Regions from separate parts of the Homo sapiens genome. Here region 1 is linked to region 2. The links are chromatin contacts, found by Hi-C in ENCODE. All regions are on one chromosome and are shown on one strand. The core of a region is the stretch at or near the end of the contact, and the rest is flanking DNA. Distances in the headings are between cores, read along the strand shown.

What was found. Hi-C counts contacts between places; a loop is a spot of excess contacts on that map. Pooled maps may share reads with other maps.
Region 1: a loop to region 2 is called in a map of CD4-positive, alpha-beta memory T cell, with 16 times the contacts of the local background. The contact joins the promoter of KAT6B here to the promoter of SIRT1 in region 2. A Hi-C loop is called at or near these places in 2 of 168 maps with a recorded cell type or tissue (CD4-positive, alpha-beta memory T cell and naive thymus-derived CD4-positive, alpha-beta T cell) and 4 of 50 pooled maps.

The regions. Positions count from the first base shown.
Region 1 is chr10:74,824,377-74,828,631 of GRCh38, forward strand. KAT6B (lysine acetyltransferase 6B) reads left to right here and starts at 2,224. Exons shown (of 18, transcript NM_012330.4): 1 at 2,224-2,409. RefSeq lists silencers at 350-399, 910-1,079, 1,190-1,289, 1,400-1,599, 2,290-2,689 and enhancers at 531-1,302, 1,303-2,074.
Region 2 is chr10:67,883,058-67,887,155 of GRCh38, forward strand. It overlaps SIRT1 (sirtuin 1), which reads left to right and starts at 1,599. Exons shown (of 9, transcript NM_012238.5): 1 at 1,599-2,094. The coding sequence starts at 1,665. RefSeq lists promoters at 1-1,664, 635-1,666, 1,454-1,665, 1,492-1,667, enhancers at 1,115-1,174, 1,195-1,354 and silencers at 1,435-1,974, 1,475-1,659, 2,094-2,388, 2,185-2,304.

The DNA.
Region 1 (4,255 bases), core at 974-3,473, 6.9 Mb after region 2:
AAGCCTGGGGCCTCCCCTCCCTGGCACCCGGCATAGCCATGCCCAGGCCCAAGATGGCCCTGACTCCAGGGACAGACTTCAGGCAACAGGTGGTTTTCCACCCAGGCCACCATGCCTGAAACTTGGTTCTTTTGCAAAGCCATAGTTCTCCTCCCCCTCTCAAAGAAATGGCGCCTGGGAGGGAAACTTCGTGCTCAAACTCTCTAGGAGCCATTTCTCAGCCCACCTTTCCTATTTTCTGAAGTCTCCCTTGCCAGCATCCCATTCACCTCCGGAAAGAACCAGGGGCGCTCTCTTCAGAGTCCAGAGAGCTCTGGGAGGCATGTGGGCAGCGTCAGAGTGGCCTCGCCTGGGCGGCCAGAGGAGCCCCCAGTCTCCCTCAAGTGGGCCTCAGGAACTCGGGGGGCCCAGGGGAAGCCTGGAAAACCGAACTTCGCCATCAGCCTTCCTTACAGCGCTGGCTAAAAGAGAGGGGGGGAAGGGCCCCCCAGCGGTCTTCCCCGCCCCCCTCCCGCCTCAGCCCCTCTGCCATCCGCCTGCACCGCCCAAGAAAGCACCCAGAACGCGGCTGAGCTCGCCAGCTCCTCGCAGGCAGGGAGAGAGCATCCTGGGGGGCAGCTTCCCCCTCCAGCCCGCGTCTGACATCCCCACTCCCACACAAGGATGCCGCCGCCGTGCCCTGTCCGCAGTCGCTGAATGTCACTGCTCCCTCTTCCTCCCGATCAGGGTAGACACAGCTCCCGAGGCGTCCCCCACCCCAAAACTGCCGCGATCGCCCGAAGGCGCAAAGCCTGGGCGAAGGACGAAGTTTGGGGCCCACAGCGACGGGAGTGGGGACGCGTTGGCGAGGACCGCACCTCAGTCCCAGCCCTGGCGGGCACACTCCCCGCCCCAAACGGCCCAGGCGTCCCCATCCTCCCGCGGACACCAGCGTCTCCGCCCTCCCCCGAGGGCGGCGAGAGGAGCCCCCCGGGGCGGAGGCAGGTACCCCCGGGGCGGAGACTGGGGCGGGCGGGGTCCGGGCTGCGCCCCCGGCCAGGCCGGGCGGGCTGGCGGGCGGCGCGGGGGGAGCGGGGCTGGGCGGCGCTGCCTCGGGCTCTGTGCGCTGCAGCCCGGAGCCGAGGAGGAGGAGGCGGAGGAGGAGAAGGAGGCGGCGGCGGTGGGTCCCGGGCGGGGGGAGCGCGGCGCTGCGGACCCGGGCGGCTGGCAAAGGACGAGGCGGAGGCTGAGGAAGGCAGCGGGGAGACCCAGGCTGCAGCAACAAAGGGCAGCGAGCGATTGGCCGGGCTGCAGGCGAGGTTAGCCGGGGACCCGGGTGGCCGGAGGCAGCGGCGAGCGGTGCACGTGCTTGCAGACACGGGCGAGTGTGGAGCCGGGGGGTGCACGCCCGGTGGGTAGGGGCTTGCTCCCCCGAGGCATGGGATGGCGAGGAGGCTGCAGCGACATCGTTCTGCCTGCACCCGGCCTGGGGCTGGCAGGGTAGGGGTGTGTTGGGGGGGGAAGGATGCGAGCCAGGGGGCGGGCGAGTAGTCGCCCGGGACGGGACGGGACGGGAGAGAGGGTGGAGGAGGGGGCGGGATGGAACGCTCCGGGCGGCGCGCCCGTCCGCACACTCCACCGAAGGAGCTGGCGACTGAGAACCTCGAATTTTAACTTCGCGTGCCCGCCCGCGCGCGCCCGCCCGCGCCCACCCCTAAATCCTGCGGCCGCCGCCAGCGATCAGCTCTCACACAAACTTTAGCTGCGGGCTAGGGGGTTTGGGGTTGAGTGGGGGAGGGGAGAGGGAAAAGGCCTCCTGATTGGCGTCGTCTGCAGCCAATAAGGCTACGCTCCTCTGCTGCGAGTAGACCCAATCCTTTCCTAGAGGTGGAGGGGGCGGGTAGGTGGAAGTAGAGGTGGCGCGGTATCTAGGAGAGAGAAAAAGGGCTGGACCAATAGGTGCCCGGAAGAGGCGGACCCAGCGGTCTGTTGATTGGTATTGGCAGTGGACCCTCCCCCGGGGTGGTGCCGGAGGGGGGGATGATGGGTCGAGGGGTGTGTTTATGTGGAAGCGAGATGACCGGCAGGAACCTGCCCCAATGGGCTGCAGAGTGGTTAGTGAGTGGGTGACAGACAGACCCGTAGGCCAACGGGTGGCCTTAAGTGTCTTTGGTCTCCTCCAATGGAGCAGCGGCGGGGCGGGACCGCGACTCGGGTTTAATGAGACTCCATTGGGCTGTAATCAGTGTCATGTCGGATTCATGTCAACGACAACAACAGGGGGACACAAAATGGCGGCGGCTTAGCTCCTACCCCTGGCGGCGGCGGCAGCGGTGGCGGAGGCGACGGCACCTCCTCCAGGCGGCAGCCGCAGTTTCTCAGGCAGCGGCAGCGCCCCCGGCAGGCGCGGTGGCGGTGGCGCGCAGCCAGGTCTGTCACCCACCCCGCGCGTTCCCAGGGGGAGGAGACTGGGCGGGAGGGGGGAACAGACGGGGGGGGATTCAGGGGCTTGCGACGCCCCTCCCACAGGCCTCTGCGCGAGGGTCACCGCGGGGCCGCTCGGGGTCAGGCTGCCCCTGAGCGTGACGGTAGGGGGCGGGGGAAAGGGGAGGAGGGACAGGCCCCGCCCCTCGGCAGGGCTCTAGGGCAAGGGGGCGGGGCTCGAGGGCGGAGGGGGGCGGGGCGGGATCGGGTGGGGGCGGGGTTCGGGGAGTCGGAAGGCGGGGGCTGAGAGGGAATTTCTGAGTGGGAGTGAACTGGTAGGAGCGGTGGGGGGCCGGCGAGGGTGTGAGGAAGACTAGTGAGGGTTGGGTGGGAGGAGAAGCTGAAGGTGTAGAAGCAGGTGCAGAGGGAGAGTTAGGGAGGGATGCAATTTGAGAGAAGTGGAAGGCGGACCGAGGGGTGTGTGAGGGCAGGTGAGATGATACCGAAGGCGAGATTGCAGTTGTCTGGGCGCAGAGTAGGTGGGTTTGGGTGTGGTGGATGTGGAGTAGAGTTGAAGCGGTGCAGAGTGTTGGGTTTGGGGAGGCGTTGAGGGGTTTGGGGAGGCATTGAGGCGCATGTGAGGAGCAGGTACGATTGCAGTGATGGGAAAGAGGTATCTGGGTGGATCGCATGTTGGAATAAGAAGGAGGTTTGCTAGCTTTGGGGTATGAAGTATTTTTTAAAAACGTGGAAGGATGGGATGGTTGTGCTTGGGAGAGTTTCTGAAAGATGATGCTAAGACAGCAGAGCAAACTTAAATATGAAGGAAGGGGAGAGAGGCTGCTTAGAACTTGCAAAATCTGTGGCAGAAAATCTCCTGGGGACAAGGGATTGGTAGGGGTGGGACAAGGCGGCAGGTGTGAAGAAAGTGGGTGGAGCTGTACAGTAATTTTCGGTGAATGTGATTTGGTGGACTGTGCCAGGGGTGAGGATGGGGCAGAGAAAGGTGTTAGTTTGGGAGACAAGTTGTTTGATAGGCTGTATTTATTATTTTTTATAAAAATGAGAAAAGGGTCTCACTATGTTGCCCAGGCTGGTCTCGAACTCCTGGCCTCAAGTGATCTGCCCACCTCTGCCTGACTGATGGGATTACAGACGTGAGCTATGGCGACCCGTGATACGCTGGATTCATTATGTTAAACTTGATCTGGAGTCTTCAAGGGAGTGTCCGGCAGCAGGGTATCCCAGGAAGAGACATGCACCATACCTTGGGATAGGACATTTTGCATAGCTTTGAATTTGCTAGTACTTTGCTGTGGGCAGAGTGCAGGGAGTGGTAGGAGATGACCAGGCAAAGGCAGAGGAGGGGTTAGATTACAAATGGTGTCCTATGCCCCATGAAGGAGTTTAAGCCCTGTAATTGGTAGAAGGTGTTGGGACGTGTTAAAGAGAGTGTTAGACAGAAGTTGTGAAGGGGTAGTGATAAAGAATTACAGATGTGGGAAATAGGAAATGAAGACCAACGAACCAAGTATGTTTGGGGTTGGAGGTACCAAGGAAATTCAGGGTAGAGCATATGAGGGCCCCTCCTATATGGACAGAAGGTGGAAATAGCAAATGGAAATTAGTTGTGTTCGAACAGTCTTAGTTCTATGGGGCCCCAAGAAGGTTTTTTGTGTTTTTTTTTTTTTAAAGTGCATTCTTCCTGTCTTACTTGTATACCCTAGATTTTTTGGCATAGCCTTGAAATAAAACACTCCATTTTTTTCTTACTCATAAGTTCTTTTTTTTTTTTTTTTTTTTTTTGAGACGGAGTCTCAGTCTGTCGCCCAGGCTGGAGTGCAGTGGCGCC
Region 2 (4,098 bases), core at 349-2,848:
GCCCGGCTAATTTTGTATTTTTAGTAGAGACGGGGTTTCTCCATGTTGGTCAGGCTGGTCTCGAACTTCCGACTTCAGGTGATCTGTCCGCCTCGGCCTCCCAAAGTGCTGGGATTACAGGCAGCAGCCACCGCGCCCAGCCAGGTTTTAAGTCCCGCATGCATTAGCTATTTGTCCTAATGCTCTCCCTCCCCTTGACCCCCACGCAACCAAAGATGGTTTTAAGGCTTCTAGGACTGGAGATGATTACTTTCAGAAATGAATAGTGGTGACCAGATGAAATAAGACTTTTGGATGTAGATAGGACCTTAGCGATATATTTCCAGCTTTTTATTTTTTATTTTAAGGATGAAGAAACAGCTTTAAGTTGGTTGCCTAAAGTCACGCAGGTAATTGATGCAGTATGGCCAGAACCCATACTAGGCTTAAGGGACAGTGTACCATAAACTCGTAGAGGTCCTTTAAACAGATAGAAACGCTGTGCTCCAGGCAGATGCCATAACAAACACTGGCTCTAGATCTACCATGGGTTATATGGGTCCTTAGTTAAGATTAGATATGGAGTCACAGTGTGCCAGAATTTCAGGGAGAGAGGAAAGTGGAAGGGCTTTCCACTAAGCCTTTTGAACTACTAGGTACCCCTCGTTTTACATCTGGTTATCTCATTTAAATCTATGACGTTTTAAAATACTTATTACCATTTAAGACATGAGAAAAATTAAGTTTAGAAACGGCTAGATAGCTCACGCTAGAAAGGAAGGACTCCAAATTTTAACCAAGGGCAGATGTGCATGGAGGCCAAGTCATTTCCTTCCCATGCTCTCATACTGACCCAACAAACCCATTCTGCACGTGAGAAAACTGAGGCCCGGAGGAGGGAATTCACACACGTTTGAAGCCAAGCTGGGGCCAGAAAGTAGATCGGCTGATCTCCAAACCTCCACGTCAAAGGTCTTCCCAGGAGGACATATGCCTTCAAGGATTTTACAATGTATACCACCCTACAAGTGATGGGAGAGAGGGGAAAAAAGCAACCGACTAAGGAGAAAAGCAAGGAGCAGAAAAAGGAGCAAAAGAGGAGCTGTCAGAACGGTGTGAGGAGAGTGGGAAAGGAGCCGCCTCCTTTTGCCTCTCTTCCTACTTATTAACAAAACAGAACGACTATCCAACGTATTTCAGGGAGCTAAGTCTTAGCCAGCTTCAGCTGTGTTTTAACCCTTAGCTAAATATAGACAAGGCTAAGGCAGGCCAGGTGTACACTTCAGGAAGACGTGGAAATTCCCAGGGCGGACCAAAACTTGAGCTGTTCCGGCGGTAGTGATTTGAGGTCAGTTTGAAAGAGAAGTTGAGAAAGCGGCCGAGGGGCGAATTTGGCTGCACTACACGCTCGCCACAAAGAGGAAGGGCCGCCGGCCGCCGGGGCCGAGTGCGCTTCCAGCCCAGGCGGAGCGGTAGACGCAACAGCCTCCGCCCGCCACGTGACCCGTAGTGTTGTGGTCTGGCCCGCGTGGGTGGCGGGAGCGCCGAGAGGGCGGGGGCGGCGATGGGGCGGGTCACGTGATGGGGTTTAAATCTCCCGCAGCCGGAGCCGCGGGGGCGCCAGTGCCGCGCGTCGAGCGGGAGCAGAGGAGGCGAGGGAGGAGGGCCAGAGAGGCAGTTGGAAGATGGCGGACGAGGCGGCCCTCGCCCTTCAGCCCGGCGGCTCCCCCTCGGCGGCGGGGGCCGACAGGGAGGCCGCGTCGTCCCCCGCCGGGGAGCCGCTCCGCAAGAGGCCGCGGAGAGATGGTCCCGGCCTCGAGCGGAGCCCGGGCGAGCCCGGTGGGGCGGCCCCAGAGCGTGAGGTGCCGGCGGCGGCCAGGGGCTGCCCGGGTGCGGCGGCGGCGGCGCTGTGGCGGGAGGCGGAGGCAGAGGCGGCGGCGGCAGGCGGGGAGCAAGAGGCCCAGGCGACTGCGGCGGCTGGGGAAGGAGACAATGGGCCGGGCCTGCAGGGCCCATCTCGGGAGCCACCGCTGGCCGACAACTTGTACGACGAAGACGACGACGACGAGGGCGAGGAGGAGGAAGAGGCGGCGGCGGCGGCGATTGGGTACCGAGGTGCGCAGGGTGCGGGCGGCCGGAACTGCGCATCTCCTCCTCCCTCTCCCCGGGCTCCTACTGGCCTGAGGTTGAGGGCGGCTGGGGGCTCGGGGCAGGCTCCGCGGCGTTCCCCTCCCCACCCCGGCCCTCCGTTCAGCCGCGCTCCTCCGGGGCTGCGGTTCCTACTGCGCGAGCTGCCAGTGGATTCGCTCTTTTCCTCCGTCCGTGGCCCGCCTGGGCGGCCTTGTTCTTTCCGCAGCAGCCAGGTCGGGAGACTCTCGCAGTCGCTTTAAAATAAGTTTCTCTCCCCCTCTTACTCTTTTAGCATATTGCTTTTGTTAGAGCTTTTTTTTTCTTTTTCTTTATTTTTTATTTTCATTGCTTTTCTCCTCTACCCCCCAGCACACTTAAGTCTGCAACTTTTTGGCTGTCCCGTTGGTCTGCGTTTTCAATTGCTTTTTGCAAACTTGACACCTGTGCAGTTTGCTTTTTTTGGTCTATATTTTTATGACTGAAATTACAATTTTTGAAAGAGGAAAGCTGTTTCTATAGTCACAGCTTGCAAAATTTAAAGAACGTGGCTGTTCCTGAAGACATTACCATTCTGTAATGCAGTTAGGAGTGGGTATGGGAGAGAGAGTACTTTTAGAGCTGTTCATATTACTTTTATTCTAATCTTGCTCTTGTGCGGTAATGGTGTTTGGGCTAAACATGCTTTTTTTGTATGTATGTAGTATTGAGACACAAACTTAACACTTCTAGCATAATGAAGCAGATATGTTGCAGTTGTCATGTTCTTGAAGGTTTCTTTTTTTTTTTTTTTTTTTTTTTGAGACGGAGTCTCGCTCTGTCGCTAGGCTGGAGTGCAGTGGCGCGATCTCGGCTCAGTGCAACCTCCGCCTCCCGCGTTCAACCGATTCTCCTTCAGCCTGCCGAGTAGCTGGGACTACAGACACCCGCCACCACGCCCAGCTAATTTTTGTGTTTTTAGCAGAGACGGGGTTTCACCATGTTGGCCAGGATGGTCTTGATTTCTTGACTTCGTGATCCGTCCGCCTCGGCCGCCCAAAGTGCTGGGATTACAGGCGTGAGCCACCGCGCCCGGTCAGGTTTCTTATTTTTGATCTGAGGAGTTTCTATCCTTGATAGGTGTTCATCTTTATCAATATTTGGGTCAGGCCGGGCGCGGTGGCTCTTTCGTGTAATCCTAGCACTTTGGGAGGCCAAAGCGGGAGGATCTCTTGAGCCTAGGAGTTTCAGGCCAGCCTGGGCAACATAGCGAGACCTCCTCTCTACTAAAAGTAAAAAAAGCGGGACGTGGTGTCGCACACCTTTAGTCCCAGGTACTAGAGTTCGAGGTTGCAGTGAGCTGTGATCCTGCCACTGCACTCCAGGGTGGGCAACAGAGTGAGACCCCGTCTCAAAAAAAAAAAAAAAAAAAAGTAATATGTGTTTTTAGGGACTGATTTAGTAAAGAGACCCTGATTTCAAGCAACACAGTTGAGTACTAATTTATTATTTACCTAATAATAATTGTGTTATTAATACTGTTTATTTAATAGAGGAAACAATGCAGAGGTACTTGTAGTATTGTGTAAGTTTAACGTGCGCATTGCCAAGGTTATATTTGAATGACGTTTTTATGTAAATGTCCATTTATTACACGTTTCACGAACGCTATTGTTTGTGATTGTATGATACATTCTAGCTAGATTATTATCTTTTCTTTTTTTTTTTCCTTTTCTTTTTTTTTAAAAGGTGGAGTTTCGCTCTTGTTACCCAAGCTGGAGTGCAATGGCGTGATCTCGGCTCACCGCAACCTCCGCTTCCCGGGTTCAAGCCATTCTCGTGCCTCAGCCTCCTGAGTAGTTGGGATTACAGGCATGCGCCACCATGCCCGGCTAATTTTTGTATTATTAGTAGAGACGAGATTTCTCCATGTTGGTCAGGCTGGTCTCGAATTCTCAACCTCAGGTGATCCGCCTGCCTCGGCCTCCCAAAGCTCTGGAATTAGAGGCGTGA